Linked DNA regions of Mus musculus: region 2 is linked to region 1. Evidence: chromatin loops called from intact Hi-C (ENCODE). Cell type or tissue: left cerebral cortex. All regions are shown on one strand. Each heading gives the region's core, and the rest is flanking DNA. Links, peaks and the distances in the headings are about the cores only.

The links. Peaks named below come from ENCODE experiments on the same cell type or tissue, not always from the same donor. Only the 100,000 strongest peaks of a DNase experiment are listed, where the experiment ranks them.
Region 2: it touches region 1 in a loop (7-fold over the local background); 13 of 42 quality-filtered maps call a loop at or near these places.

Annotation. Positions count from the first base shown.
Region 1 is chr8:67,422,586-67,438,496 of GRCm38, reverse strand. No RefSeq gene overlaps it. Among named protein-coding and RNA genes, the nearest start is that of Nat1, 60 kb to the left of the region's middle. In left cerebral cortex, for the core only: a CTCF peak has its summit at 6,945; DNase peaks (open chromatin) are centred at 6,357, 6,929 and 7,083; H3K4me3 peaks cover 376 bases.
Region 2 is chr8:67,950,086-67,965,996 of GRCm38, reverse strand. Psd3 (pleckstrin and Sec7 domain containing 3) reads left to right here. Exons shown (of 16, transcript NM_177698.4): 2 at 1,643-2,708; 3 at 5,218-5,610. It overlaps Gm15991 (a long non-coding RNA gene), which reads right to left and starts at 12,523. Exons shown (of 7, transcript XR_003947558.1): 1 at 8,869-12,523. In left cerebral cortex, for the core only: a CTCF peak has its summit at 9,616; DNase peaks (open chromatin) are centred at 8,877, 9,274 and 9,565; H3K4me3 peaks cover 1,052 bases; H3K27ac peaks cover 1,100 bases.

The DNA of each region.
Region 1 (15,911 bases), core at 5,579-8,078:
AAAATTAACTGCTCCTTCTTCCATCTAAGAAAAGCAATGCACATTCTGGAGATACTCGTTGCCTGGCAACAAATGCATACTTCCTTCTCCTTAGACAACTTCCAAAAAAACTGCTAGGAAGAAAATTGGCCAATAAAATAAATCTGGTGGTTCTTAGTGTGGGAGGAGAGCAAATTCACAAAATGTGCATGTGGGGTGTGTGTGTGTGTGTGTGTGTGTGTGTGTGTGTGCGTGTGCTTGTAGGTGCATATGTGCTCATGAGGTGGGTAGATAAGAAAGCATAGAAAGACAGAATAGAGCACAGTAATACAGTGCCGTATTGATTAATTTGTTCAGTAATGTTTGTGTATGTGTGTGGACTGTATGAAACTACCCAGTCATGGCTAAGGTTTTCTGCTTCAGAGAAAAACAGTGTTCATTATCTTCTCAAACCACTGACTGCTAAGCTGTGTGATGATTTCAATGGTGAAGAAAGAGTACAAAGATGAAGAAAAATATTGCCCTTTCTGATTTTTGTTATTCTTTTTGTTCAGAAAACTAAGACTTGAAAAACATCAACATCTTTGTCCATTATCTGTTGCTATGGTGAGACTGTGAAATTGCTAATGAAAAAATGGGGTTTATCTTGGCTCTCAGGTATAGGTGTCGGGAAGTTCATGGTTGAGTTCCAGTCCTTTCTCATTTTCTGTCATGAGCTTAGCACTATGTCAGCTCAGAAATATCAGAAATAGGCAGAATATCAGAAATCAGGCAGGACATGTGGAAAGACAGATATGTTACAGAAGAAGGAGGAGGCATCAACCTCACTTTGCAGCAAACCACCACTCTGTCACCGCTTAGCCCAGTCTTGTGGAAACTATATTGCTCTTTTTATAAAGGAGCAGCCATTATAATCTAAGTACCTTTGAAAGAGCCCGACACTGATTCACTATGGAATTATACATCAACGTGAGCATCTATTGGAGCAAGACATCTTAAATTTATAGAAGTACTAATACTAATAACTAATAATTAGAGAGACTTTTGTTTCTTGTTCTTACACAAAGAGGACTTCAGCTTTTTAAACACAGAGGACACATGTCTTCACTCCTCTTGCTTCACTTTTGTCCTGGAGTGAATGAGATTTCTTTAACCATGTTCCATAAGCACTTCTTTTTATGAAGGTAAAATGTACATAACAAAAACTGATGTTCTAACTTTTTTTTTTAAGCTTGAGAATTTATCAGACACAGAGGGTAACTAGAGCAAATTTACAAAATGGCTATTAGGTTACCTTCAATCTAAGAAGAAGGTGCCATTTTTCCTGCAAGCAATATATAAATAGTTAACAGAATTACCTTCCCATTTAGTCAGTTCTGGAAGATGAAAAGAGAACATCTCAAAGGGGTTTTGTGTAATTCAGGAAAGGACTTACTTGGGTGAAGTATAGCTAACAAAATTAGGGTTATCAGAACATCTGCTTAACAGGGAGGGTAATTTTCAAACTATTAGCTGAAGTTTGAGGGGGCCACAAATTTAATTACCTGAAGTCTGGCCTTTGGTATCCCTTTTGAAGAGCCATAAGAGGCTCTTGGATGGCTCACAGCTCCAAATCAGGTTGTCTTACATATCACCTTATGCCTTTTATGGAAACTAGAGACACAGAAACCCAGATAATATTCCCTGGAATTTACAGCCATTGGGATATTTAACAAAGCCTAATAAGGCCACTTCCTGTCTGACTTTATTTCTGTTGACATGACAGATACCATGACAAGAAGCAACACAAGGAAGGGAAGCATTTATTTGGCTTACAATTTCAGGTCACAGTCCATTACTTCAGGGAAGTCAAGGCTGGAATGCAGTCAGTCACATCACAGCCACAGTTGAGGGCAAGGAGTGTGCAGGATTGCTTGTTCTCAGCCACTTCCTCCCTCTTATATTGTCCAGGACTCCTTGCTTTGGTAATTTTGACACTTGCAGTGGGCTGGGTCTTCTTACATCAATTAAAAATCAAGGCAATATGTCATAGACATACCGTGGTAGTTTGAATCTAACTGGCTCTTATAGGCCCAATAGGGAGTAACACTATTAGGAGATACAGCCTTGTTGGAGGAAGTATGTCACTGTGGGGGTCTGCTACTATAGGGTTGTAGGCCCACTCCACTCCATCATTGGGCACGGCCACTTGGGAAGGCAGAATGGGGGGAGTTTGACTGCCCTTATCCTGTGCCACTACCCTAGTGGTGGTGTGTGCTGGGCTGTACAGAAGCTCAGAAATACTGCTCCAGAAGGGGGAAAGTGCAGTCTGAGATGTGGGAAAGCTGGAAGTGGTTTGTGGGGTCCCTGGACTTGTGATGAGGTCAGGGTCTTGCGGTTCTCAGGGTCTTGAGCATCCAGGCACTGCTGGGACTCACAGAAGAGCAGAGAGCAGAGTCAGGGCCTGCAGGCTGGAGACAGCGTCTAGCCAGAGCCACAGGGTAAAGGGATGCACGGCTCTCTCTCATGGGGTGATTGTCTTTAGTTTGGCTGTGGTTATGGCTGGAAACACAGAGGGACCTTCTACAGGAGAGTAGGCTGTGCCTCTGTACAGGAAGACCTTTTTCATGGCTCCCCATTGTGGATCTTGGTATAAAGAGACATTCTAAGGTTTATTGTCATGGTGGAAAATGGATGCATAAACCATACCCCGTTTCTCATGGTAGGCCTGAGATTAAATACCTTTGTAGGGAGGAATGTCTGGGATGGGAAGCTTATTGGCGAGGCCCCCAGGCCTCTAGATACCTCATAAGCTTGGAGAACTCTGTTTCGGGACTATGTGAGAAGCATGGCACATGATCCAACTCAGGAGGGTGGCAGGGAGCAGAGTCACCTCAGCCTCAGGCGCATGACCACTGAGTCTCTGCGTCTGGACCTGCTCTCCCTTCCCAGACTTTCTGGCATGGTTTTATGCCCACAGGTTTTGAGGTCTCAGATACGCTAAGCCACATCCAGTGGGAAAATCTCTCCTTGCTCCCTTTGGATCAAGATGTAGAACTCTTGGCTCCTTCTCCAGCACCACATCTGCCGGCAAACCGCCATGCTTCCTGCCATGATGATAATAGACTAAACCTCTGAAACGGTAAACAAGCCAGTCACAATTAATGTTTTCCTTTATAAGAGTTGCCATTGGAGTGACTGCTGTGCTGGTGAGTGTGGGGGATAACCAATGGGGGGAGGGGACTCCCCATTCTCAGAGGAGAATGGGAAGGGGAAATGAGAGAGGAACTTCGAGAGTTGGAGGGGAAGAGGGGCTGATATTGGGATGTAAAGTTAAGTAATTAATGCAAAGAAAGAGTTGCCTTAGTCATGGTGTCTCTTCTCAGTAATGAAACCCTAAGACACATGCTCACAGGTCAAACTAATCTAGATAATTCCTAGTTAAGGCTTTCTTCTGAAATGAGTTTTATGTTGTCAGCTAAAACTAACTAGCATGCTTCCAAGTGGTGTGAAGCTGGTCTTCTGGATCGACTGCCTGTAGCTCTTTTAGATCATCAGGTTTTTTCAGATAAACTGGGTCAAGATAATTCTGATTTTGAGGCTTGGAGGAATTTTGTTCAAGGCTAGTTGGCTTTGTCTTAGACTTTAAGGCATAATCAGGGCCCAGGATTTCTGAATCAGGGACCCTATCAGAAGTTAAAAATGGCCTCTCAGGCTGGAGATATGGCTCAGCAGTTAAGAGCACAGATGGCTCTATCATTAGCGACTGAGACCTGTGTCCCAACACCCACATGGTCACAACCCTCTGTAACTCCAGGTCCAGGGTATCTTATAACCTCCACAGTCAGCAGGCATGGATGTGGTGATGTGGGTATATGCATGCAGGCAAAACACTCCTAGTCATAAAATAAAATAAATATTTTTTTTAGAAATGGCTTCCCATAGATAAGTTTGTAGGAATTTAGTTGTTGCTCAGATGTAGGTACTGTTCATACTCATAAGGCTGATGGTTATGAGGTCCCCTGGGAGAGTTTAGTTGAAGTCTCTTTAGAGTTAATTCAACCCATCCAATTTCCCTGAGGAAATGGGTCCTCCAGGCTGAGTGTAAGTGGTGTAGCACTAGAAAGACTCAATCTTTTGAGCTGGGAGTGCCAGGGGATGCCCATCTATTACCCTGTCTAAGTTCCACTGTGACGTGGCCTCTTCCTCCTCTTCCTCCTCTTCAGCCATTTACAATACAACCATTTCTATTAGTAAACCACAAGAGAATGGAGTTATTTGAGGGCTTATCTCAAAGATGAGGCCTATTGAGACATATCTACTCTCTGGTTTCTATACACAAATGGAGAGGAGGCTCCCTGAGAAGCAGTAGGTGGTTGTGTGTTAAGGACCCTAATCTAGTATGTCCATCCTGAAACATACACTGATGTTGTTTTATGCCACCCCTGCTCTCAAGTAATCCTGTCTGAATGTGAGTGTGGCCTTCTAAAGTTTGACCTAACCACAGGCTGTTAGCTTTTTATCCTAAGGGTGCAATGGCTGCCACAACTCAGAGGTACTAGGCTATTTATGAACAAGCCTCAGATGTTTTAGAGAAACAAGCCACTAGCACTGAATTATCTCCTAACTCTTGTCAGACTCCAAGGTCAATACCCTGATTCTTACTTATGTAAAGAATAAAAGGGGCTCCAAACCTACTCTGTAACAGAGTAATCTTTAACTGGGTAAAGGTTCAGTGTTGTGGTTCCAGATCTACGGGTGCATGGTTTTCCTCATTCAAGTCTGGCATATGGGTTTAACAGTGGCCCCAGACTGGAGATTCCGCTCCTGCAAAGGAAGCCTCTTTCTCCCAAGAATGCTCTTGACATCTTGCTTATTTTGAAGGGAGAGAGATGTTCTGGGTGGCCTTCTTTCTTCCTGAAGATGAGCAAGTATGCAATATAAGCCATAAACTTTTAGCTAGGTAATTTGAATCTTGTTACATGACCTCCAATATCCTCTATTTTCCCCAAGTCAGAGAACCTGCATATGTAGTTTACTGGGGACACTTTCTGCAATTAAGATACAACCTACATTTGAAATGGAACAGCGTCACTGACTTGAAGTTTTCAGAGTTCCTTAATCACAGCATTGTCTTACCTTAAATCCTGACAGAAGGATTTAGATTATCCTATTGGAGTAATCTTTTTGCATACTGTGTGAAAGTGTGCCTCTGTCCTTCCTCACCTGCCTAAGGCATTGAGGCATTTTCTGATGGGCTTTAATAAAAAGCTGGTGGCCTATAACTTGGCAGGATAGGGAAGGTGGGACTTCCAGGCAGAGAGAGAGGAACTCTGGGAAGAATCGGGTGGGTGGGCATATACTAATCAGACAGGGAGGAAGTTGTAATCACTTGGCCACAGAGAGATATAACAGGTCACATGGCAAGCACATACTAGTATAGATGGGTTTAATTAATTATATGAGCTAGTTGGAAAATAGTCTAAGCTAAGGCCTGAGCTATAATAAATAATAATTGTCTCGTTATTGGGGTCAGTCTGGTGGTAGATGGTTACGTAATAGAGGCTGCTGAATTCATCTGTTCAAATGCAAACGGCTACTGAGTGTGTATTAAAGTGACTAAGGAGAAAGCGACTTTGGGTCTAAAACTGCAAACCACTTGCTTTGGCCAAAGTAGTACATACTCAGCTAATGAACTACCAACTGCTCTCAGTGTGATTTCCTTATACAGGAAATAATAATATTGGAAGGAGCCTGGCGAGTGTAATTAATAAGAAATCCTGTATCTCTTGTGGGCTTTAATTCTAGTCTAGATCCAGTTTCCATCGGGTATTGGTGATGGCAGGGAGGCTGTCCTGGCTTTAGGTGGATTTGTATTGGCTTTATTTGATTATCTCTGCTCCCTGGGCACTGGCTTTTGAGCTGCCTTAAATACTGGGCCTGCATTTTTGTTCTATGTATGTTTTCATATTTATTGATAAATCTATTTTTGAACATTGAATAGCAGTGGCTGACTTGATCGGTGACCTCCAGATTTAGTATTTGGGATGTTCTGCCCCAAAGAGTCAGTCAGGATCTTCAGAATGACTGGTATTTGCCACATTAACTGATTTCCTCATGTACAAGGAAGGTAAGGGGGGAATCTTTTCCATTTATTGATTTGGAGCCGGTTCCAGAATAAGAGACCAGGGAGTTACGCATCGTTTCACCTAGGGCTTCCTCTTCAAGTATAAAGGATTGTAATGAAAGAGCAGTAGAATGCCCTCAATAGTTTCAGTCAGGCTAGCCTGCACAAGGCCTGCTTGTGATTGATCCTGGCTTCCTTTGAAACTGGGGACAATCACATTCCCAACATTCCCTTTGCTTATCAATAGAACACTGCCTATCAATGGCATCCTGGGAAGTAAGCACCTTGTGGGTTGGCGTTGGGGAAGTGCGGTGTGATGGGTAGATTCTTCCTAATCCAATAGCCTTCCTGTTTGCAAAGGAGGCAGCCTTAATTGTCTTCACAGAACTACATAGATGATATTAGGTGGTATCTTTTCCCCAGCAATCAACAGCCTGGCCCTTTCCACCCTCTCTTCCCCCGCCCCACCCCCCTACCCCCGTCAGCTGGGCTATGCTATTGACAAAGAGCACAGCTCCTTGGTTTGACTAGGAGGCACCTGTGGGCAAAGAGCTTTGTAGACTTCAAGAGGCAACTGGGGGATAAAGTGAATACAACTTGGCCTTTAGGAATCCCAGGGTCTCCATTTGCATGCATTTGAAAGGCCCTCGCTCAGCTAGTTTTAAACTGGGGTGGACCTCCCAGTTTGTTCACACATCTCACTCCTACAAAACATTAAAATCCTGTAATAGCAGTACTCTCACATCTTACTTGGTAATTCATTACAGTACCCATTGTTGGTACTGTAAGTGCCCCCTGGCGGAAGGCTGCATTTACTGCAAGCATTTTGTAAAGTCGTTAGAGCTTTTCATCTGCCATAGGATAGCGAGAAAGGATAGGATGTTCCACCCACCAAATATGATGACGGTATATTGGAATCCCTATAAGAATTATCCAAGATCCTAGAGAAGAGTTCCTAAAACTTCTTACACGAAGCTTTAAATCTCTCATTGTGAAGAGGATGTAAACTCGGCCTTTTAAAAATCTGTCCCACTGCTGCCACCTGCTGAACACAATGGTGAAGGACAGAGGCTGGTTGCAAGACTGTGCTTAGTTGGCGGGGCTTAAGTTGGGTCTCTGTCCCTCAAGGATACCTCTGTTATTGAGTATTTCCATTTTTGCTCATGCAGAGCGTAAAGTTAGATATTTTCTGGTTGTATATTATCAATATAGTTTGAGCTTTTCTCTTAAAGCCTGTGCATAGGGTATTCTGACCACTTTCTTGTCTTCTACAAAACACATCTGGCTGGAGGGTGTCACTGAAATGTAAACTTTCACCTACTGGCCAGACCTCATGGGGAAAACAAGCAAATCAACATTTTTCATTTTAGGGTCTTCCATAGATCTTTCTTTTTAGTATTTGAGAAACCAGCCAAATAGCATGTGATAGAGACTGACTGACGATGTCCTGTTTCTTGGAAGAGGACAAGGGGGTGATGGTGTGATGCCTTGAGAATCTGGTTGGTTGCCATGTTCAGAACATTCACAGGATCCTCCTGGTTTATGGAATTTCCCAGAGAGTCTAGGGTAAAGTCTATCTCTAATAGAGACTTTAGGTGTGAGAGCCTGGAGGGTGACTACTGGTTCCTATCCTTCTTTGGGCCAGGAAGGAAGACTGGGAAGGGAATTACAGGGGGAAATGAGACCCCTCTTTCTTCCAGGCTGGCTGGGGAGAGTATGAAGCTAAAGCAGTGCCCTAAACTACAAAAACAAAAACAAAAACAAAAAACAAAACAACAACAACAACAAAAAAAAAAAACAAAACAAAAAACAAAAACAAAAAACCCCTCAAAACCCAGAAAAGTGTGTATGGTGTGTGTGTGTGTGTGTGTGTGTGTGTGTGTGTGTTATAAGTACATATTAACCCTGGAGATGGAGTTGCCAAAGGGTTGCCATGGGTTTGGACCAAGTACATTCATAGACTTTCTAGTTAGGACATGGAGTTTTGCTGAAAGTGGAACTAGAAGGAACTAATGATTGTCTCTTAAAAGTCTTTTACTTCCATTCTCTCTAAAACCTGAGTACTTGTAGAATAGAATTCCCTCCCCATTTGAGACTGGTGACTAAGGTATTGAAAACTTATCTTTTTATTCTCTCTCTCTCTCTTCCTCTCTCTCTTTGTGTGTGTGTGTGTGTGTGTGTGTGTGTGTGTGTGTGTATGTGTGTGTGTTTGTGTGAATGAGTGTTGTTTTGAGGATTGTGTGGTCTTGATTTTCATAAGCCTTGACTTATACCCATCTAGAAGGTCAGAAGAAGAAGAAATACCAAATAAAGAAAACCGGTTATGTGTTACCAGTGCACACATTGGGGCCCTCTTGCCAGCCACTTATCCTAGTATACCTGGGGCTTGATGAGCCTTGGTATTGGCTTCCTTCTTGTCTTGGAGCACAGGGGGAGGGGATGAACCCCCAGGCCACAATCCAGGAGACAGGGGACAGAACCAATGGTGTATGTCCTGCAGTCTCTTGTACCTCTGCATTCCTGATTCCATCCTGCAGCAGGCTGAGAGTTTGATTCTGACCTGCATTGCACAGAGGGCCAAATAGAAAAGGCACGAACAAGCGGCTATGTGCAAACCCATGTGTGCACTCTGGGGCTCTGTATTTGCATCTTCTTCACAGAAGGGAAGGCTGGGCAAGAGCCTCAGCCTGAGGCAGGAGGAAAAGCACCCACCACCGCTTTTCCCCACCATGATGGAGTGAGAGTTTCTCCCCAAATGTCATTGCATGAAACTATGGGAAGGAAGTGAGGCTAGGCCACACCTCTCTGGTTGCTGTAAAAGTGTCATCCTGCTTTGCCCCAGACACAGGTCAATGATGTTTATGATGCATGGTGTGAGAGCCTGGAGGGTGACTACTGGTTCCTATCCTTCTTTGGACCAGGAAGGACAACTGGGAAGGGAATTACAGGGAAAAATGAGACCCCTCTTTCTTTCAGGCTGGCTGGGGAGAGTATGGAGCTGAGGCAGTGCCCTAAACTACAAAAACCAGAAAAGTGTGTATGGTGTGTGTGTGTGTGTGTGTGTGTGTGTGTGTGTGTGTGTGTTATAAGTACATATTAACCCTGGAGATGGAGTTGCCAAAGGGTTTCCATGGGTTTGGACCAAGTACATTCATAGACTTTCTAGTTGGGACATGAAGTTTTGCTTGAAGTGGATGCCCTAGGTGGAACTAACGTTTCTCTCTTGTGTTCCATCTCTATTTTATGTCATAGGAGTCTCCAATTTGTGGATATCCTCAGGACTTTTAAATGCTGGCTGGCTCTGTAGTCATGGGGTGTGACATTTGTGGGTGCTGTCTCCGAAGAAGAGGGTTGAAGCAGTCTTTAAAAGAAAGGCAGAAGCAGGAGAGAAGGAACTCCCTGGGGCAATGGGGAAAGATCACAAGTTCTTAGGAGGAGTTAATTTAGCCATTTAGTGTCCTGGTTGAGTCACCAAGAATTTTCATGAAGAAGTGGGGTGGAGTAAGATGAGAGACCAGACCAACTCTATCTTGGGCTCAGGTTCCATTTTAGAGAATCTGATCTAAGGTTGAACTTCATTTAACCAACAAGGCTGCTCCAGGTCATTCCCTGACAACAACCCACCAGGAGGAAAGCAGAAGGAACAGGTGGCCCCAGGAAGCACATCTCCCTGGCTGCAAAGCTGCACTCACCACGGGGGGGGGGGGGGGAGCACGAGCGTGCACAGGCATGTAACCATGGAAACCAAGCCATAGAGTGTGTGTGGGGGGGGGTGTGCACATGAGTGTGATAAGGCTGGAGTAAGGGCAGCTCGAAGAAGTAATGTGTGAACGCCTTAATTTTGATTGGCTGAAATTAACTTAAAAACCCTGGTCTGGCCAAGGCAACTTCCTCATTCCCGAAGTCCAACAGAGATGCCATTGTGCAGAGAGACAACCCAGGTGACTGCCACCAAACAAGACAAGCCTGCATCATGAGGACCCAGCTCCAGCAGGACCTGAAAAGCAGAAGGAGAAATCAGGAGCCTTACCTGACACCTGCTGCCTTTGAGCCAGGCTACGTCATCGGCCAGACTGGAGGTTAGTGAAGCACGTGTGTGTGTGTGAATGAGTGTGATTGCCATTTACTTGTTTATTGTTACTTATGAATAAATAAGCTGTTATAACCTAACCTCTGAGTTTGAGACTTCCTTCTCACCTTTGTCATCAATGCCAGTTCATGACAATTTCACAACAGTTGGCCTAAGTTGGCAGCTGGGAACCACCTGGAACCCTGCTTAAAAGCCATTGCTTGAACAGCTGTTTAGCAGCCGCTTAGCATCATCTAGCAGCCGCACAATTCAGATATGCTCCTAGTCTGAAGCTGAGAACCTCTGGCCATGAAGTCAAATGTCTATGACACCTCAAAGCCAACTCTGATCTGAAAGGTGATAAGGAAGAGCAGTTAAATAGAGCATAGACAAGCAGACCAAAATAGCCAGGGGGGCTGGAGCCAACCACTGTAAAGCCAACCCCAGACAGAAGTTCTCACGGAGCCATATTGGAGGAAGAGCTGAGTGTGAGAGTAGAAGCCTCCAAGCCTAATGAGATAGTAGCTGGCAAAAAGAAGTGAGACTGGTGGATAGATTATTTAATGAATTATTGAAAAATCTACGAAGAAGTAATATCACCTGATACTTTAAAAAGGAAACAGTAAAGGAACTGAATCACATAGCCTATAAATTAATACCATGAGCAGACAAAAAAGGCTCATCAAAGGCATGAAAAAGATAAAATTAGAGGACGAAGAAACCTCCAATTTGGTGGAAAGAGCTTGGCAGGATATTATCCACGTAGTTAAGAATAAGACTAAGTGCAAGGAAGTTAAAGTTGACATCCCATTGACAGCACTACAGCAGGTGGAACCTATCACAGAGCATCACAAAAAGAAGTACCTAGTATACTCATGTAGACTATAGTCAATCTGGATAAGGATAGACTAACAGGCAAAAGGCTAGCCATGAATGTCATGAAATGATGGAAAGACTGCAACCCTTTCAAAAATGTCCTAGAGTCAGGACCGGTCCCATCACTACCAGTGACAGCCTCCTGGCTTCAGACACCAGTAAAGGGTTTCAAACATGCCGGCCCCATGGAGGTGATAATGGAAACCAGAGAATATACCTCACAGGAACTTAATGAACTTAGAAACAACTATTCCCAGAACGGCAAGAAGGAAGCATCCTACATACTAAAACTGTTGGAGAATGGAACAGATACAATAATGTTATCAGACTAATATACGCACAGATTTAGGAACGTGGTGGGAAGTCCCACCATGCATTGCCCTTCTTAGATGTAACTCAGTTTGAGCCCTCAGCAAAATGGAATAATTTACAGGAAGCAATTCAGTTAGCAAGAAAATTGGGAGTACTCTACTTCATTTACAACCAGGTACCCATCCCACAGGCAGCACCAATGTTGGCCCAGTTTAGGAAAATCCTCTTAAAGGAGCTCCACAACACCTCAGGATGACCCTAGCTGGACCACTGCAAGAATGTCAAACTGTGGCAGATGCCATAGACTTCTCAAAGTCATACAGAGTTAGACTCAGAAAAGGTGGTAACCCTACCCATTAGAGGTAAGAAATTTAATGGAATGAGGACATGGTTTAAAAATATAAGACTGTTTGGAAGACCAAATACCAACATCCCAATTAGATCAGGACAAAGTAAACCATGGAATCCCACCAGAGGCTTGTTTGGGCAAGCTCCTCATAGGCCATTTTAGGGTAAAGGAGTCCGAATGGCCAAGGACCTCCTTACCCAGGATTCAGCAACCAAAGGCTTAATGTAGGGGCAAGACCCAAGAACAGGCTGCCATTCAGGAACAACCAGAGAGGACAAGGACATCCACTTCATTCTCAGGGCCGCAACATTTAAAACCCAGAATAGCACTACCCACTATGCTACCCGACGGTACCACAAAAGTGGTTAAATATATTTGTTGGAGCCAGGTGTGGTGGCGCATGCCTTTAATCCCAGCACTTGGGAGGCAGAGGCAGGTGGATTTCTGAGTTCGAGGCCAGCCTGGTTTACAAAGTGAGTTCCAGGACAGAAAGAGCTACACGGAGAAACCCTGTCTCGAAAAACCAATATATATATATATCTCCACTCCCTGGTCCAAGAATATACAAACCATCACACCACCCTAACAAAAATTATATGCTAGATCAAAAAGATAGTTTTAATACAAATATATATGAACAAAATCTCACAAAATGTCACTTTAACAAAGTGTGGTCCAATACCTCTAGAGTTAGAGCAAATATATATATATTTGTTGGTCACAGGTAGTGAAATTAACATATATACTCTAGATGAAGGACATATCTTGAATACAGGCAAGATTAAAGGCTACATAGAAGTAGAGGGAATTGGAGGCAAAGTCAGAACCCCTATAACTAGACTAATATTGCAAGTATATGATAAGAACTATGAGCTAGATTTCGCTCTGTGCAGTGTCCCAGAAAATATCATAGGACTACCCACAATATGCAAATTATTTCTGAAAATTTTGAATTATAAAGAACACCAAAGATGGTATTGGCTACAGTCAAAATTCCACAGGTAGAACTACCTAAAATACCACCCTCCTTCACATTACAATCCCCCATAAAAGGTGGGATGGAGGAAGTAAAGGACACTAACTAATACAAACGTTTAAAAGAAGGTATTATAGGACCAACACAAAGCTTTAACTACAACAGCCCCATTTGGCCAGTAAAGAAACCGAATAGCTAATGGAGATTCAGAGTAGACGACAGGAACATAGATAACCTATCAGAGCAGATACCTGGAAAATTACCAGATGTAATCAAGGTGGGAGCATGGCAGTATCCAGGCAGGCATGGCACAGGGATTGCTGAGAGTTCTACATCTTCATCCAAAGGCTGCTAGTAGAAGACTGACTTCCAGGCAACTAGGGTGAGGATCTTAAGCCCACAACCACAGTGACACACCTACTCCAGCCAGGTCACACCTATTCCAACAAGGCCACACCTCCAAATGGTGCCACTCCCTGGTCCAAGAATATACAAACCATCACACCACCCTAACAAAAATTATATGCTAGATCAAAAAGATAGTTATAATACAAATATATATGAACAAAATCTTACAAAATGTCACTTTAACAAAGTGTGGTCCAATGCCTCTAGCATTAGAACAATCTTTAATAATTATTGGTATAGACCATTCAAGGTTAGACAGAATATACTTAATGTTAAAGGAATCTACAAAACAACCACTATAGGAATAGAGACACATTCTACATTCAATTGTGATTTAGCTATAAATTCAAACTTACCTTAATTATTTACAAGTACTTTGATACACACAGGGTTAGAAGGTGAAGCAGAGGGAAGGTGGTTCTGCTTTACAACATTGACATGGGAAGAATAAGTGTATGACTATGAATATGATGAATATCAGCCTGAAGAGGGAGAGGGAAAAGAAACTTCCTCACCTACATCTATAACAATATCAAACCCATGTAAACCCGGTCCAAATATGAACTGGACCCAATGTACTGAATTTTCCGTACCTTACCCACTTAAGAGTAGCATACCCTCTCTACCTAAACCATGGGGAAATAGGTGCCTCAGGGATTTATATGACCACCTGTACCCAGAACTCCAGAGGACATGGAACCAGACAAATTGGCTCTGTGTAGCAAGCTTCCTGAACCTACCCTGGTTGGGCAAGCTATGCTATTGCCCCGACTTAGACTTAAGATGGGCCACCAGAATAGAAACACAGTGGCCCACTTGGGAGGATTGGGTATCAGCTAGGGCCCTGGGGATGGAACCTTATAGACAACCCCTAGTACTAACCAGCATCCTACCACAACCATGGCAGACTACATTACATGAAAAAACACCAACATCCTTATGCACAATGCCGAAGGCTTTTCAGTAGCTCAAGGATTGCTGCATCCACTCAAGTAGTGACTCGAGTGACAGGCCTAGAAGCCTGGAAGCAGTCCTGAGGCAAAGAGTTTCACGGAAACATAGTCTCCTGGAACTGTAGTCTCGTGAAATCGTGGCATTCTGTAAAACGAATGCTCCAATTCTGTCCTTGCGTTTAGTCAGTGTATGGATCTGTGTACTTTCCTTCAATATAGTTTTATTATAAGTGCCTTTAAGGATTGATTTTGACATATAGCTAAGTTAGATTAAGCCTCCACCAGTGTTCCAATGTCCTAGGAAGTCCTTGAAGCCAACCCTGAGCTTGGAATTCAGTAAGAATGTTACCTATTCAGTAACATTCAAAATTACCTCTAGTAGAGACAGTGAAAGTAATCAGGCATTATAATTTACTTGAATAGAGCTAGAAAGCTCAGGGCTAGTCTACATAGTTATTACTTAGAAAAATAGCTGAATCACACCCATACACAGGAACATACAATGGCCTAGGAAAAAGGTGGGTTGTGGTTTTAGGAGAAACTGTAATATTATTCATGAAAGGATTAGTAGAACAGAATTCCCCTCATGCATGTTTTTCACTAGGCCCAGAGGATTAGCATAATCAGGTATTTACTAAAGGACCTCTGGTGGTGGGTTTAGCAGTAGACTAGCATTGCATCAGAGCATTCACCTGGCTCCTGTGTTTAGCTGATCTTAATTAAGGGTTGTTCCTATTCTCAGTTGTAAACACAGCCTGGCTCCCCCTAGCTTTTTATGTATGCATTTTCTTTGTTTTGTGTCGATATACTTTGGCAGAAGTATTCGCCTAGCTTTCTTGTTTTTATTCTGTATTTAAAGTCTGGTATTTGCTTGGAAAAAAATGCATTCAGATACACACTCTCTCTGTGTCCGTGTCTGTCATCTGCGCCAATGCCTTGCTCGCCTGTAACCAGAACCCTGAGTTTTCCTGCGGATTGAGAACCCGACTGAGGTCTGTCTGTAGCAAAGGATATTCATGGATGTCAGGATGGGATGTAGAAAATGACACCAACAGAATGCCAGGCATTACCTGGAACTGCTTCAGCAGAAACTCTTGGTCTGCAAGACCAGAGGAAGAAATACATAAAGTACTAACTGAGCATGGGAAATCAGAAGGAGAAGTAGGACTCCACATACATGAAGCACATTACACATACCCCACTCAAAGGAAATTTAGCAGCATTCCTACCATTATTTAAGGAGACCAGAGGTTATGAGTATACCTCACTCATGGCACTCTGGGATCAAGGAGCTAGCATTACAGGAATAGTTCAACTAAAGGAAGTATGAAAATATGTAAAGAAACCTATACCTATGGGTTGACTTCCAATGATAAGGAGAAATATATCCATGACAGGAGGTAACTTACCTAACACATTCGGACTCACAAAAGAAAACATAAATTTGAATCCAGTAAGGACATATTTTACATTATTATTACAAAACATTGCCTACTATAATCAACATCACTATAAGACCACATGCAATAAGAAGGAAGAGTATAATACAGTCAGGTTCATTTATGACATAGCAGAAACATCACACAGATGGATTTCCCTATACCATGGGATACAACAGGAAACATCAGCACACAGTTAATTTTTCAGAAAGGAATGTATCCACAAAGTTTGGGCCAGCACACCATGCAGATACTCTATAGATGCATTGCCACACCCACTCCAGTGGAGTCTGCCTGCCAAGTCCAAAAGCTTGGCTGCAGTCCTAAGGCAAAAAGTTTCACAAAAACTTGTCTCCTGGAGCGTCTTTGGCCTTCCACAAAGTAAACTTAGAATTCTCATTACAGTCCTGTATGGCAGACTATATTACATATCAGAAGAAAGTT
Region 2 (15,911 bases), core at 8,632-11,131, 520 kb before region 1:
TTACAATAAAACCTAACAGTGTTAGTCAGTTGAGTATTTGTAAAGGTATCAGGGCAATTGAGATAGCTGGGAGAATAGTCTTTTTAGCAAATAGTAGTGAGATAACTAGATGTCCACATGTGATAGAATGAACTCAAATCTCTAATTCACACCATACACAAAGATTAACTTAAAATAGCTAACCTTATAAAAGCTATTTAAATAAAGCAGGAGTATATCTTTTTAACTTTGTATGAAATAGTGGTTTATCACATATAACAACAACAACAATAAAAAGCAACCAAAGAAAATCAGGTTGCACCTTAAATCAAAATTATAACCTTGTGTAATTCAAAGGTGCTGTCAATCAATTAAAAAGATAACGCATAAGATGTTTATGAGTTTTCTTGTAGTTAAATGATAAATGAAGTAATTGTAAGATGGGTAAAAGATCTGAATAGACAAGTTTTTAAATAAGACATAGAAATGGCCACCACATGGCAAGATGTTCAATATCATTAGTTAACAGGACAATCAGAAGCATGGTGAGATACAGTTTGTACCTTGTATGAGGTTATCTATGATCAAACACAGACACTAGTGGAACCCTTGACATACTGGCAGGAAATTAACAGTGTAGTTGCTTTTAAAAATCCATTCCACCCTTTTGTAAAAGATTATAAATACATAAAAGATTATAAATACATTCACTAGCTTATCAAAAAATTCCATGTTTAACCATGAGAAATTAAACTATATGTAGACAGGAAACTTACATGCAAATTTGTTACCTATAATAGCTAAAGGGGTAAACAACAATAGCTAAAGGGGTATTAATGAGTGAATAAAGAAAATATGTTATTCTGTGTAATTAAATATAATTTGATGAAAAAATGTGATAAAAATCTGACATGTATTACAGCTTGAATCTTTGTAAAAATACAATTGTTGCATCAATAAGAAAATGTCATTTATTGTATGTATGTATGTACGTATAGGAAGTGTTCAGAATAAAGGGGAAACATTTGGAATGTAAACAAAGAAAATATCCAATAAAAATATATACTTTTACTTAAAAAATGAAAATAAATAAAATGTAGAATAATTACAAGAAGATTTTTCAAGTGGAAATCCAGAAGTCTTCCAAGCACTGTTTCTTTTTTTAAAATTATTGTTATTTTGACTTCATTGTCACTCTTGATAGAAATTTTAGAAATGTTTCCCTCCCCCCAAAATATGTCAAGCTGGGAAATTTTTTTTTACTGACTTTAAATAAATCTTTCTTTTTCCGAGGTTTAGTCTCAGATTTCATATCCATGTTCATTATTTTACCAGTGGTATTGAATAAAGTACTTACTGTAATTTTAGTATTTATGCATACGAAGGGACTGAGTTACTACAGCCTCCTTCCTTGGACTTCATGAGAAGTAGTGTTAAATATGGTGTGAGTCATTAGACTGCTTCCTCCTGTGCAGAAACTTTTGTGTTGATGTTTATGTAGGATGACTGGAAGTGGTCACTGCTAAGTTATAAGTGTGTGTTACAGGGTTGGGTGGAAGGAAAATAGTAAATGAATAAGTCATTATTATTGAGAACCTAGAATGAATACTTATTATTCCACACTAGACTCTGATGTCGTGTTTCCATTCTGTTCCATTCTTAGGTGATCATGGAGGAAGCACTTTACTCCCACCGACTGTCACAAATGAATTTCCAGAATATGGGACCATGGAAGAAGGAGGGGAAGGCCTCAGAGCCTCTCTAGACTTTGATGCAAAGTCTCCACCATGCCGCTTGCCTGGGCAGCAGGCAGTCCACCTTCTTGCGGGACAAGACTCTATACTTAACAGTGTTACAGAAGGACCAAACGACGCCCCACAGTGTCACCCTCAGGAACAAAGTTTACAACCCATCGACTCTTTAATTTCTGCTCTGAAAGCTACGGAAGCCAGAATAGCTTCAGGAACATTTCAAGCTACAAAGGTACTGGACAAAGATGCTAACTTTTCAGTTTACCAGGTGGATAAAGAACTGAGTACTGCCAGTCATAAGCCACAGAGAGCCCATAGAACATTTCCTGTTGGCCCAGGAAAATCACCAGATATACCTCTTTCAGCGGAAGTACCAACGGAGGAAAACTTGTCTTTGCACATCCAGGAGGATCTGTCTGCACTCTTACCTGAAGAAGCTCAAGCACATCGGTCCCAGATAACTAATTACAGGAGGCAGGGGCCTCTCCGTGTGCCAGAGTCAGCATGTCCTGTGTCCTCAAGCTCAGCAGGGAGCCATAACCCTGTGGACAGAGTTGGTGCTTTAAGAGAGCAGAGGTCTGACCTTGGAAGAGAGCACCCTAGAGGCTATGATCGGGGAGGCTCCATGGGGCGCCAAGGCCGGATCAAACATGTAGAATTTCAAGGAGTAGAGATACTGTGGACAGGAGAGGAGGCTGAGAGCCGACATCCACCAGAAAGGACAGCCTCGCCTGTGAGCAAGGAGTTTGCCAAACGGCCAAGTCATTCTAGCCCAGCTTGTGGTGTGTGTAGCACCTCCACTCATTTAACTGGGGATGTTTGGGATGAAACTTGCAAAGCCCCTTCCGAAAGGCCGGGCACAAGCGCAGGCACACTGTCCCCTATGCCTCTCGGTGAGAGTGGAGAGGATGACGTCTTTCTGAGAGAAAGCAAAGAACACCTTGAGGAGAACTTTGCTATACAGGGAGACAAAGAAAGGTAAGCTCTAGAGTTGTCCTGTAATTTGTGATGCCTGGAACATGCTATAGGAAATCACTGCCTGTGCTTAATGGGGGAACGCACCACACTGCTCCATAGTCTTACCTTAGCAGTCAGTTTGCTTTACAAGATCGACTCCATTTACCTGGAATTAACCCTGATGGTCAAAAACATTAAATGAAAAATTCAAGAAATAAATAATTCCCGTTTTATGTGACTTTCTGTTGTTACAGTTGTTCCATTTGTTATGATTATTAACTCTTACTATGGCTAAGATGCAGTAACTATATCATAGGTATGCATGTATAGGAATGACATATTTAGGAATTATTATAGTCTTTGATTTCATATCAATGGCAATTTATCCCTATGTATATATGGGAGGGTTGCAGTATTTATTGTTCTTATTGCCATAGAATGGAAGAGAAATTACTATAATCTAGGCTATTCTTAGATTATACGTTTCAAAGACAGAAAAGTGATCATGTAATGAAGTTGTCTGTTAGCCAAGGATCAAGGGAGGAAAGCTGAAGAGACTGTGAACACTCATCCATACAAATGCATTTTTGACATGAAAGAGTAAAACTATAATGACATCTATGCAGTCATTGCAGCTCATCCGGCCTTCCTCTGAGTGCACACAATAGTTCTAGTACAGCATGCATCCAGCCTGTAGTGTAGCCTGCTTCCCTGTATGGACATAGAGGTTTGGGCCATGTAGTTCTCTATGGTTCAGAGGGCATCTCAGAAGGTCAGAGGTAGATTAGACTCCAACTCGTTTGTTCTGTGATAGTCACAAATGGATCTTTTCTTTCAAATAGCAAATGTGTTTCAAATGTGTTCTGATGTATGGCCTGGATAAGTAAACTTAGCATTTCCTGATATTTTCTGGCCTTCCTCAACATTTCTATCTACTATTCTACCTTAGAGCCTGGAAGACACAGCTATCTATCTTCAGTCTCTTTGATCATGTCTGGTCATTGTTTCTGACAAATTCTTTGTTGTATCCTTCACTACTAAACCATGAATGTTAGTGTTCTGTCATTCCTCAATGTCCATGTTATGGTTTATCATCAGTGGTTCACAACCTGATAAACTTAAGATGAGGTTCCTTTTGGGTCACTATTAAGATCACAAAATCTCTAGACTTCTATTAAAAGCAGCCTTGATATATGTCACGTGGCTCTGTCTTTGTATCACTCTGAAATGTACTCTTGCACTGTTAGTAGATCAGTAATTCATTGCTCCCATTTCCCCCTCCTTCCCCCCTTTCCCCTAGAAATTCTTTCAAGTTCCCTATTGTATTTCTGACCCTGTTAGATGCTGGACATGAAAGAATGGGCAACACACGTGAGATCCCTGGTCTGTGAACTTTGTGGTGCTAAATATACAAAGTGACCACATAAACACTATATAGATCCTGAATAGGCAAAGAACAGCAGTCTAATGGGAAGGTAAACTTGCCTGGAAAGGAAGAGGCTTGGACAGTATGTTTCTGTAAACTTATCTAAGTTGTCTGAATGTCCATTTCAGTATTTGAAGCCCTTGCTGGATATTAATTCTTCATATAATTGTGAGCTGAACACGGACAGCAACAGTAGGCATGCTAATGTGCACAGGGGCAAGGATGGAAGGGTGCAAGAGACCCTAACCCTACCCACAGGAAAATAGGCAGCTAAGGAATGCTGAAGTCCAGAGAAGCAGTCCTCTCTGGGGAAGAAAGAGGACACTAGTTGTTAGCTTTTTACAAGTTCCTAGGTGCTCCCCAGCTGTGAACGTGAAGTCTTTGCAATTCTACTTTACATCAGCAGAGGGCAGCCTCTGGATTCTGACAGGGTCCTTCCCGGAGCGTCTGGTCTTAAGTTAGAAAGTATTAATAGCCAGTAAAGTTCAGTACATTTTTACTGATTGTTTGCTGTATCACGTTTACGTGATATTTATATGATCCTCTTACATTTAATGATGATGGTATATGATCTGAGTATGGCTGATTAAAAAGAAAATTTAGTATTTTATTTACATATACACTATAAAAGATATAGGAAACTAGTTTGAAACTTTATTAAATTTCTGCAGATTATTGACATGTGTATTAGGAATATTTTAGCCTGGGTTTGGGGACTTAGATTAGTAGTTAAGAGCCCTTGCTGTTCTTGAGAGGACCTGGATTCAATTCCCAATTTTCACATAGAGGTTCACAATCACCCATAATTCCAGTTTCAGGGGATCTGATGCTTTCTTCTACTTCTGCGGGCTTCAGGAGTGCATGTGTAACATCCATCCATCCAGGCAAAACACTCCTGCACGTACAATCACCTAAAGGGAATACTTGAACCTAAGTAGGTTTCCTATCTTTCTTCCCATATATGTTAAAAAGCCATAAGATGAGAGAATATAACAGTGACACATATACAACACTATCTTTTTTGTATGGTTGGTTGAAGGCAGGAAATTGAAAAGAAAAAAAATGTTTTAATGTTGAAAAATTTTGCTTTCCCTAATTTTTCAGGATTCTCGATCAAGAGGAGCACCTTAGGGGAGATGATGATATTCTTGGGCCTGGATATACGGAGGACTCCACTGATGTGTACAGCAGCCAATTCGAAACTATTTTGGACAACACTTCCCTATACTACAGTGCAGAGTCATTAGAGACACTGTATTCGGAACCGGATAGCTATTTTAGCTTTGAAATGCCGCTTACTCCAATGATACAGCAGCGCATTAAAGAAGGCGGTCAGTTCTTGGAGAGGACCTCTGTGGGAGGACAGCATGATGTGCTGAGTGTGTCAGCAGATGGTGGGATAGTGATGGGCTATTCTGCAGGGATCACCAACGGATTGCACGATTCTGCCAACTCTGTCTACACCAGAGGCCCTCAAGAGATTGCCTTCTGGGGAAGGTAGCAGTGCCATTCTCATTAATTTCACAGTGGTATTTTTTTTTTTTTTTTGTGGTATTCTCTCTTTGGGAAATCTAAGTGTAGGGTATGTTTTAAATGAATTTGGCCAGTTTCTGTGAATGAAAGCAGAAGATGTCAGTAAACGAAGGCTTGGGATTCAAGAGAACAGCAACTGTACTCTAGTGGCTTGTTGGACTGGCAAGCGCTGGGCATGTCTTGGGTTACTCTATGTGTCTAGATACTGAGCATATAGTTGTAATGAGTAGTTGTTTACTCTGATGCTGTGGGCTCTAGAGAGAGCCTTTAGCTTTGCATTGGCAAGGTGTTTTCTCTCTGTTTTACCATTGACATCCATCTTGAGATTAAATGACAGCTTAGGTAGGGTACGTATTCCACAGCTCTCATCTGGCTACACTGTGTCTCTACTAAGGCTCTCTGTCATTGCATCTGCTCTTGCCTGTCTCCTTACTTCATCTGCCTGCCATTTAGCATCTCTGTCAGCAGGAAGGGACTGATAAACCGTGTAAGTTTTATGAATTTAGTTTTGAAATGTGTTTTCTATATATATCTGGAGATGGTGGTGGAGGGAAGGTTAAATGAGGATACAGTATTTTGAAGGTAGATGAAAAATGTCACTGTTTTTTTTTTCTTTAAAATTATGTTAACATTAAAGGTTTTCAGTAATGCTGTCTCTTCTAACAGCCCGTCCTGTGTTGGAATTTCCTGGAAACAGCATAGTTTTATGGTCCTTTGGAGGTCCATAATTGAGAACCAAAACATCTCAATACTGTAGATGCTTCCCTGTGAACAGGTAGTGATAGATAACTTGGTTCACAGTGAGACGATGAAAGATCATACAAGGTCTCAGAGAAAACAGTTTTGGTCTGATATATTTATTTATTCACTCTGAAACCTGGTTTAATTTTATTTTCAAAATGGGGATAATGATGCTCTATGTACTGTATAGCCATGAGAATTAAAGGGTTAATGTAGCTGAAAGCACCTAGCAGGGTCTGCCTGCCAAGTCCATGTTAGATATTCTGTATCGTGAAGAGGGGTGCCTAAGGGGGGCACCCATGAGAGAAGGCTGTATCCAGGGATGTGTTGCTGAGAGAAGACAATCCCAAGAAAGGGAGGTTCTTGAGAGCAAGCATTTCTAGAAAAGGAGTGTGGCCATGAGCTGAGTGTTCCTGAAGTGTCCCTGGCTGGATTGTTCTGGAGAAAGTGTCTGTCTTTCAATAGGGAATACCATTTTAGTCTGTTTTATTATAATTTCTTGTGACTGCAAATTTTGGTAAAAAGCTGTAGAATATGTATGTAAAAGAATCCAGTGTGCTTCTAACCCAACTTTCTGGGGCATATAGAAGTTGTTTATGTTGTATACAAAATCAGGTTAAGAGTTAAGGTGGTTTGGGCTGTGACATTTTCCCTCAGAAGTCACAGGAGAGGTATGTCAGTGAAGGTGAGAATCTAGAGACAGTAGGCAGCCTAGAACATACTAGATGGAAAACTTTACTCCTTTGTACTTCTGTGCCTAGACATTGAAGAAGTAATCAATCACCTGGCAGTATTGGCTCTGTCTTAGTTAGGGTTAGTATTTCTGTGATGAAACAACATGGCTAAAAGCAACTTAGAGAAGAAAGAAAGAGTGTATTTCACTTATAATTCCAAGCAACAGCTCATTATCAAAAGCAAGGGCAGGAAATCAAGCAGGGCAGGAATCTACAGGTAGGGGCTGATGTAGAGGCCATGGATGGGTGCTGCTTACTGGCTTGTTTAACATGGTTTGCTCAGCCTGCTTTCTTACAGAACCCAGGACCGCTGCCCAGGGATAACACTACCCACATTGAGCGAGGCCTTCCCCTATCAGTAACTAAGAAAATGCCTTACAGCCAGATCTTACAAAGGCATCGTCTCAGTTGAAGTTTCCTCCTTTCAGATAACTCTAGCTTGTATTAGGTTGATATAAAATTAGTCAGCAGAGACCTCAAACCTTAGTATGGACAGAGCTAAATTACAACACTCGAGTAACTCCTAGTGTTTTAGCATGTCAGATTAGATAGTGGTTCCTGTTGGACTTTCTTGAAGTAAGATTTCAGTTGTGTCACCTGACTAAGGCAAGAAAGTTCGAATCCCAGTGTAGAAAAGAATTATCTTAGAGGATGGTCCTCTGCAAGACTCCAGACAGGGCGATTCCTTCCTTCCCATGCATACTGCCAGTGGTTAGGACAGACCAGTTTGATGGGGAACACTTTTTAGTGTTCTTTGAGTTGGCTCAAGGTAACAGGTGGCCATAAGTAGACAAAGCTTTACAACTTGAAAGGGACCTTGTATAACTTTTTTTTTTATAAATGCCGCCGCCACCACCGCCATCACCACACCACCACCACCACCACCAACCACCACTACCACCACCACCACTATCACCACCACCATCACCAACCACCACCACAACAACAACAAAATCAGTGTCCTAGTTTGGCTGGTAGAATTACCCAAAGGCATGTGACTTGGTAGTGACAGATCCTATACCTGACTTCAAGTTGCTTAACCCTTAGACAAGTGTTTTCACTGTCCTGCACATCTAGGTATTTTATATACCTAGTATTTATATAGAATGATTATTTCTCTTTTGTTTTTATTTCTTTCTACAGATGTCTGAATTTATCTATTTTCAAGAACTTAGTTCCAAATGCTGAATTGGCTGCTACTGTTTTTGTTGCTGTTAGTGGTGTGTGTGTGTGTGTGTGTGTGTGTGTGTGTGTGTGTGTGTGTGTGTGTGAGAGAGGGTAATTGTTTGGGAGTAGTCTCTTGTAGTAAAAATTCCTTTCCTCTTTCAGTTTTTGAATTAGTTTTAGTAGCTACTTTCTTATATACGTCAACGAAGAAAATTCCCTTGATCTCTCATATTCAATATTTAGTTAGGAAGGATCATTGAGTACTTATTATACTGCGTGTATTTTAAAGTATTATATAGAGACAACAAAGTCTGCTGAGATCCTGGATCCCATTTGAACAGGAATAGTTAAATTCTTCCAGGATGCTCTGACTGCTGAGCGTGAAGCTGCCAGTCGGTTGGTCAGCAGGAAATAGCTCACCTAGCCCTGCTATGTAATGCAATATTTTAATGAAGGGGCAAAGAACAGCATCCCCTCCCTTAGTGGTCCAGGTTGGGAGCCTCAGGCCCCCAGGGTTCAGCAGGCTATGTGAAGTCCAGTCACATGGCTCCAGAATTAGAAAGGATAATTAGAGACTTACAGTCACACACGTCCCCATGGGTTCCTTTGTGTCTGGGTGTTTCTCTCTCGCAGGCCTATCAGGAGATGACCACAACTCTGACCAGTAAGTGCTGTCTGACCTGAAGACTGCAAGCCACACGTGTTGTCCTTGTCACCAGGAACCATGGTGAATAATGTCCATTTCTGCTGAACTGGGTCTGGACAGAGGTGAAGTGAGACAGCAAATACAGGAGTACGTCAGCAGCTTCTTCCCTGGCTCTCTCAGCTATAAGAGACTGCTCTCAAATATGTTTCGTTGTGTGAAAAATCTGTTTTATACTTCAGTTTCTTAGATTTTTCTCTCAGGGTAGGAGTTCCGTAGAAGAGGTGAATTGCATCTGTGTGCAGCTGATATGCCTGAGGGAAGTGCTTCTCTGTTCAGTCCCCTGAAGTTGATATTTGTGGTTTTCTGCTTTCCTCTTGCCCTTCCTCCTCCTTCCTCTCAAAGGGAATGCTGTGCTCTTTCTTCTTCAGCCTTTTTCTTTCCTTAGTGCTTTCTGCTTGGGAAGATGTAGCTTGAAAGAGCAGTGATAAAGAAATTGGCTAAAGTATAACCTAAGGAAATGTTCTAGCACCCCAGTCTAAAAGCAGAAAGGCATTTGCATATGTATAGTTATTAAAGGAAGAGAATAACATCATGTGCTGTTTGCTAGCTGGTGAGTGAAAAATCTCGGCTTTACTAAGTGTCCCTAGAGGCTTGTGGGACTCTGAACTGTTCTTCTGTCACTCGGGGCAGGGCTCACTGCTGCCTCCTGGTTTAGTAGTGGCTGGATGTGGCTCCAGGAATCTCTTAAGTTTTTTATGGTCTGAATATTTTTTCTCCAGGAAAGGGAGTTCCCATTCTCTCCACAAATTTCTAAAGTGGTTTTAGTAGTGAAGTTATGTACTTTTTCGGTTTTTTTTTTGTTTTTGTTGTTTGTTTGTTTTCCCATTTGAAAGTTCTTGCTCAGTTGTTTGTTTTATTTTGTTATTGCATTTGTGGAGAGGGCGCTCCTGTAGAATTCACAGTGAAACCTAATTTTGAATGTTACTTTAGTTATTTAGTAGGGGTGTAGTTGTGAAAAGACAGAATCTCTCCCAAAGAGAAAATAAAATTAATAGTAACTATTATAATTGAAGAAGTAACAAATGAGATGAAGCAAAAACAAACAAAAACAAATCAAAAAAGGACAATCGGGTTGCTAAGAGTGTCAGAGGCTTAGTAAAGGGTAGGAGAATGAGATAGCTGCTGATAAGAGAGAGGGAAAGTCAGCTAGCCACTCCTCAACACCTAGCTGTCAGACAGACTCCCAGCCCTGAGCTTTCAGAGGCTTCCTGGAACATGGCTTTCCTATACAAAGCACTGTGCGGTAGGGGGTTGCAGAAGGGGGCATAAACATGGGGATAAAGAGCAGCTTCATCTTGGACAGCTTGATTGATTTGTGGAAATCCGTCTTTTATTTGGTGAAGTAGAAATATCCCTACCAACTAATTTAATTTTGGTGTATGAATTTGCAGAGTGTGAGGTTTAATCTGTTCATGGTTTACACAGAGGTCTGAGTAATTCTTCGAAGTATAATAGGAAAATAGATAAGAAAAATCTTGGGAAAGAAAAAAGTACAAGGAAGATTGGGTCAGTGTTTCAATATGGGGCAGTTGGGGTTGGGTCAAGGTAACTTTAGACTTCAAACACAGATCTAACTCACTGAACCCCAAAACTGTCACAGGAGTTGCATACAGAATCCAGGTTTGTAGGAGTCACCTGGCAAGTTCAGCATTTGTGAAATAGTGTGGTCAGTCATTTACTGGAAGGTTGATGGACTGTGGAATTGAAGGTCATTGCAGAGACCCCGGGATCACCCTCTTACTGATATACACTTTCCAATGGGAGGGTGGTGAGGACAGTTATACATGGAAGAACCCGGGTGTCCATTGTGGACCCTACTAATTTTTTTGTACAAAATATAATTTACACAGGCTTTCCAAATTTTGGTGTGATGATTGGCGAGGTGGTCTTTTAACAAATACAACTTCAAATGATAAAGGTGTGGAGCTAAGAAGCTATGGCAAGGGGGGTTGTGGCCTTAAATAAAGAACTCGAATGGCTAACATTTCCCTTTGTTGAAATGCTGCTAACAATCTTTTATATACACACCAATACAATTTTTTGTTGTTGTTGTTGTTTTGTGGTAGAGATTTTTAATTTAACCTGATCTGATATACCTTACAGTTCTCATCCAGTATTAATTAGCTTCCCAAACAAAATGCATAGAGCCAGGCCTGGCAATACTTGTCCGGATCTCAGCAGGCAAGAGAATTGGGAGTTTAAGACCAGCCTCAATTATATAGTAAGTTCAAGGCTCACCCTCAAAACCACTAACGCAATTTTAAGAAATGGAAAATTGAGAATGCATCTGTACCTTTCCAGAAAAAAGAGGAATGTGTGAGTTCTTGCTTTATACAGATTCTATCAGGGATTTCTGTATGTGTCTGTATGCTTGGCAGATTTAGAGAAAGTCACTTTAGTGTTTGCTTCCTTCAGCTAGAAATAGTCTCTTTACAATGGTCTTCGATTGATCCGCAAAGAGCACATCTATCCATCCATTAGTGCTGACACAGAGACACGGTGAACTAAGGAACAGCAGTAGCCGATGCTTTAAACAATGCTAAGCCGTCTCCCCCACACAGTAGCAATGGTTTAAGACATTCACAGGATGCTTGGAATCTGACTAAGATGTCTACGCCTGCTTTTAGCTGAAGGGTAGCACAGCAGCAGCGTTGTAGGCTATCCCTTCAAAGACTGAAGAAGAGATTTATGTTTCCTTGGTTTAAAGACGCTTCCGAGGACTCACCAGATCCTTACAGATTAGCTTTGTCATCTCCGGATATGACATAAGCATCTTTATACTGACGAAGAGACCCCTCTGAGACAGAGATGCTTAAAAAGACAGAATAGGAGCTCTTCTCTTTCAGGTGGGATGAAGACTTCATATATTTTAGAGTCTTCCATGAACTAAACACTCTTTCCTCTTCCTCTTCCTTTTCCTCAGGATTTCCTGGGCCCTGAGGGAAGGGGTTTGATATAGACAGCCAGCTTAGGGCTGAGTGTTCCAAGGCCTCTCATTCTGTCTGGCTGTGTGTCTCTATTTTTTTCCCATCTGCTACAAAAAGATGCTTCTCTGATGATGTCTGAGCAAGTCACTATCAGTACAATATTTAACTGTCAGAGGAAGTGATAACATTCTTTCAGCAGAGGTTCATTAATGCCCTATCTATAAAACTAGATGTTCCACACTAATGCTTGCTTGTGGGAAGGGAAAAGATACAGGCTTCTTTGAAGAAATAGTTCTCTGGGGCCTGGGGAGCTGACTCAGTTGGCAGAAGTACTTGCTGTGCAAAGCTGGCAATCTGAATTTGATCCGTGGAACCTATGCAAAGATGGGAAGAGAGAACCCACTCTAAAAACTGTCCTTTATATATGAGTCATATCCCGTGTGTTCCCATACACATCACACACACAATAACAACAATACCATTTGTGCGCACGCATGCACGCACGTGTACACACACACACATTGAAGTTTGGACCCATTGGGCCATAGAGCATGTTTGAGCTGTACAGTTTTAGAATTACAGTTCTCAAAACTGAGGACATGTTAGAAATAGGTGCATCTCTCTCAGTTTCTGGTTCTCCAGGACTGTCTTCCTTCCGGGGTGGGGGTGGGGGAGCACATGGACAGCTTGCCAGGTGATTGTGATGTGAAGCCTAGGTTGTGAAGTCCCCTGCCACTCCTAGTATGGTCATCAGACTAGCAGCATAGGCATCAGTTTAGGGTGATCCATACCTCACCCTGGATTACTTAGTTACATTTCAGTGGGCCTTGTAAGCACTTTGAAGTTTAAGAACTACTGGGACCTGATGAGAGGCAGAGTTCAAAGCTGAGTAGCATGAAATCCTTGAAGGTCTATTACAGTAATGTGCTCGTGGTGGGTAGGATCTTCCCTACAGAGCTGAGAAAAAGTGAGCGTATGAGTATACACATGATTTCTTGTACGTCTGATAGAGTACAAATGGTGCTAATCTTCTCCCTAGAAATACAGGGAATGCCTTTTTTTTTTTTTTTTTTTTTTAATCTGGGAAAGTGGAATGCTACAGCTTGGCTCTTAACTGTCCTCCAGAGCTTGGTTGCTAGCCTGTGATGCTATTGGGGTATGGGTGGACCTTTGAGATCTGGGCCTCGTTGGAGAAAGTGACGTCATGAGAGGGAGGGCATGCCCTTGATAGGAGTGATAGGACTCAAGTCCTCCTTCATTCAGCCTTCATGAGGTAAACAGTTTTGTTTGGTTTCATACACACCCATATATCATCATGGGTTTGCCTTGCTACAGGTATAAAGCAATGGGACTGAAACCTGTGAAATTGTCATTCCAAATAGATCTTTTCTGTTTTCAAATTGTCTCAGGCATTTTTCCCCCACAGCAGTGGAAAGCTGACTAACATGTTTAGTGGTGAAGCCTGTGCATTCTTAAGTTCACAGTTTATTCCTATTTTTTGTTTGAGATACTCATATGAGTTGACAATTTACTAAAATGTTGTGAGCCCTCAAAATTTTTTTTGATCAATAATAATAGTGTTTGAATTATCTCTATAACATCTTCAAGGTCATTCTATATGAATGGACTATGGTTAGATGGGCTTAGTATATTATGTATGTGTAATGATAGTTTTAAGAGCCCAAGATTTCTTGGAAATGTAAGGAGTTATAATAGCTTTCTTATTGTCTTTAAATATTCTATTTATTAGCCTCAGCTCAACACAAATAGTGTGACTTTTTTTTTTGGCCAAGATTAATATTATAGTCTTTAGGATAGAGAGGAGAAGAGTATTGAATGAAATAATTGTGAAACAAATCTTAGAAGTATATTTCACTTGACAATCACCTACGTATTTTAGGGTTTTAATAATATTATACTTCAGTATAGGTCCATCTCACTTACTAGGCTATAAACTTCTCAGATCTTATTTTGAAGCCTCAGAGAAATCTCTGATACAATGGTGGGGGATGCATTGGACACTCATCTTATTGCCTGAACAACTTAAGGAACAACTGTTCTCAGCTGCTTCCGGGATAATTGGAGTGCTGGGCCTGGGGAGCCAGGCTGAGGCCCCAGGCCAGGGTAGCTGCAATGTTGTGTCACAGACACTCTTCTGGAAGTGTTGCCTTTTGAGGTAGGCCTTAGAGGATATGTGGAACTGGTTGTTGGGCTGTGAGACAGGGAGGGAACAATAGAAGGGCTAAGAGGGGACAGATAGACAAAAACCAGACAGGCAGGCAGGCAGATAAAGACATAGAGACTTGGATAGAATCAGCAGCAGGTGCTTGGACTTTAGCAACTGGGAGTCAGGAATGAATCTTATTTTCTATTCATCTCCATCCTGAACAGGTACTGTTTCTCTTTAAAGTGTAGGTATCACACAGCCTAGTCCAAGTCCAAGTGCAGAAAATAATAAGCCTGTGGTTTCATCATTCACTTTGGGAAAGAAAACATCACATCTGGATTAGAGACTCAGGACCACCTTTCACCCCTTTCCGTCCCTGGGGCAGGCTGACTGGAGTGTTGATGTTTATCATTCCTCTCAGACTGTGTCCATGGACTTTAGAGAGTGTCTTTTCACACGTTTAGACTGCATATAGATGTTGTCTCTTTGTTTCCTGTGGTATCACCGTCCCCGCCCACCCAACATCTAAAATACATTTATTTACTTTAAAGCCCTACCTTATAGGTTAATTGCTATAAAAGTCATTATATGAATGCATTTTAATTATGTTTCCATTTTCTTATAGTTGTATTATTATCTCTAAGAACATGGCAATACATACTTATTTTGTATAATAGCTTCCTGTGTAAATATGGGAATTTTTCTCTAGGCTTAGGTACATATTTCGGAATAAAAATTTATGGAAAGTGTAATTAGTTTTTGGTGAACTTATACTCTTGGATATACATACTCCATTTTCTTTGAGCATATGCAGTGTTTCTGTGTTTCTGTTTATAAGCTAACTCTTAGTTCCCACTTCTCTTACAAAATAGCCCAGGTCAGGGGAAAATTGGCAAAGAAAACATTGCAGTTAATTGATTCCCCTCTCCCTTTAGGAGCTCTGGTAGAGACTCTGGTATCCATTAGTTGAGTCTGGAGACTGGGTCTGGATCAGATTTCTCAATTACTCCTGTCCCTGTTCTCCCCTCAGATGCTTTTGTGGCAGTTGTTGCCCTTGTCTGACAGCTGTGAATGCGGCCTGTCCACTTTTGGCTGACCATAGTGGAATTTGAACAAAAGGACAATAAATATTTTCACAGGGCAATTACAGAAAAGAACAGAAACCAAGTCAGAATGAAAATAGAAAAACACCAGCCACTGCAGTAGGTATCAAACATGCCTTTAACTAGTTGTCAAATAAAGGAACTAAGTTTGTTTTGTAGGCTAGTTCAGTCAGAATAAGTGAGCTATTAGGAATTGTGTCTTTTTAACACAGTACTTTAAAAACCTCGGGGCTGTTATAAAAGACTGTGTTCAAGCAACTTATTTTAGAATGGTGTTGAAGGAACACTTCCCCTCCTTAAACGGCAACTACCCCAATTCTGCTGAGGAATCTGCTGTCTCTCCCGGTTACCAGCTCTGCTCTGGCTTTTAAACAGTTAAGTGGGAGGTTTATGAGGTCATGTGTGACTTCACTGGGTCTGGACTTTTGAAGTAGGTCTGTTGGAGGGAAGCTGCTTGGTTAGAAGGAAGGCTGGGAAGAGGGGCAGGACTCCTTCCACTTCTTTCAAGTTCTTATCCCACAGGCAGCCCCCAAGGGGATACAGTGGCATTCTGAGAGAATGTCACTGTCCAGTCAGTGTGTAGCGGTGTGTATTCACACAGAAGCAGCGTTAGAAGTGCATTAAAAGAGCCCGTACGGACGATGAAAGTTTGCTGAGCAGATGGAGCAGGGGAGTTCTCTTCGTATTCCTGACAGCCTCATGGGGCAGGCTGTTTGCTGA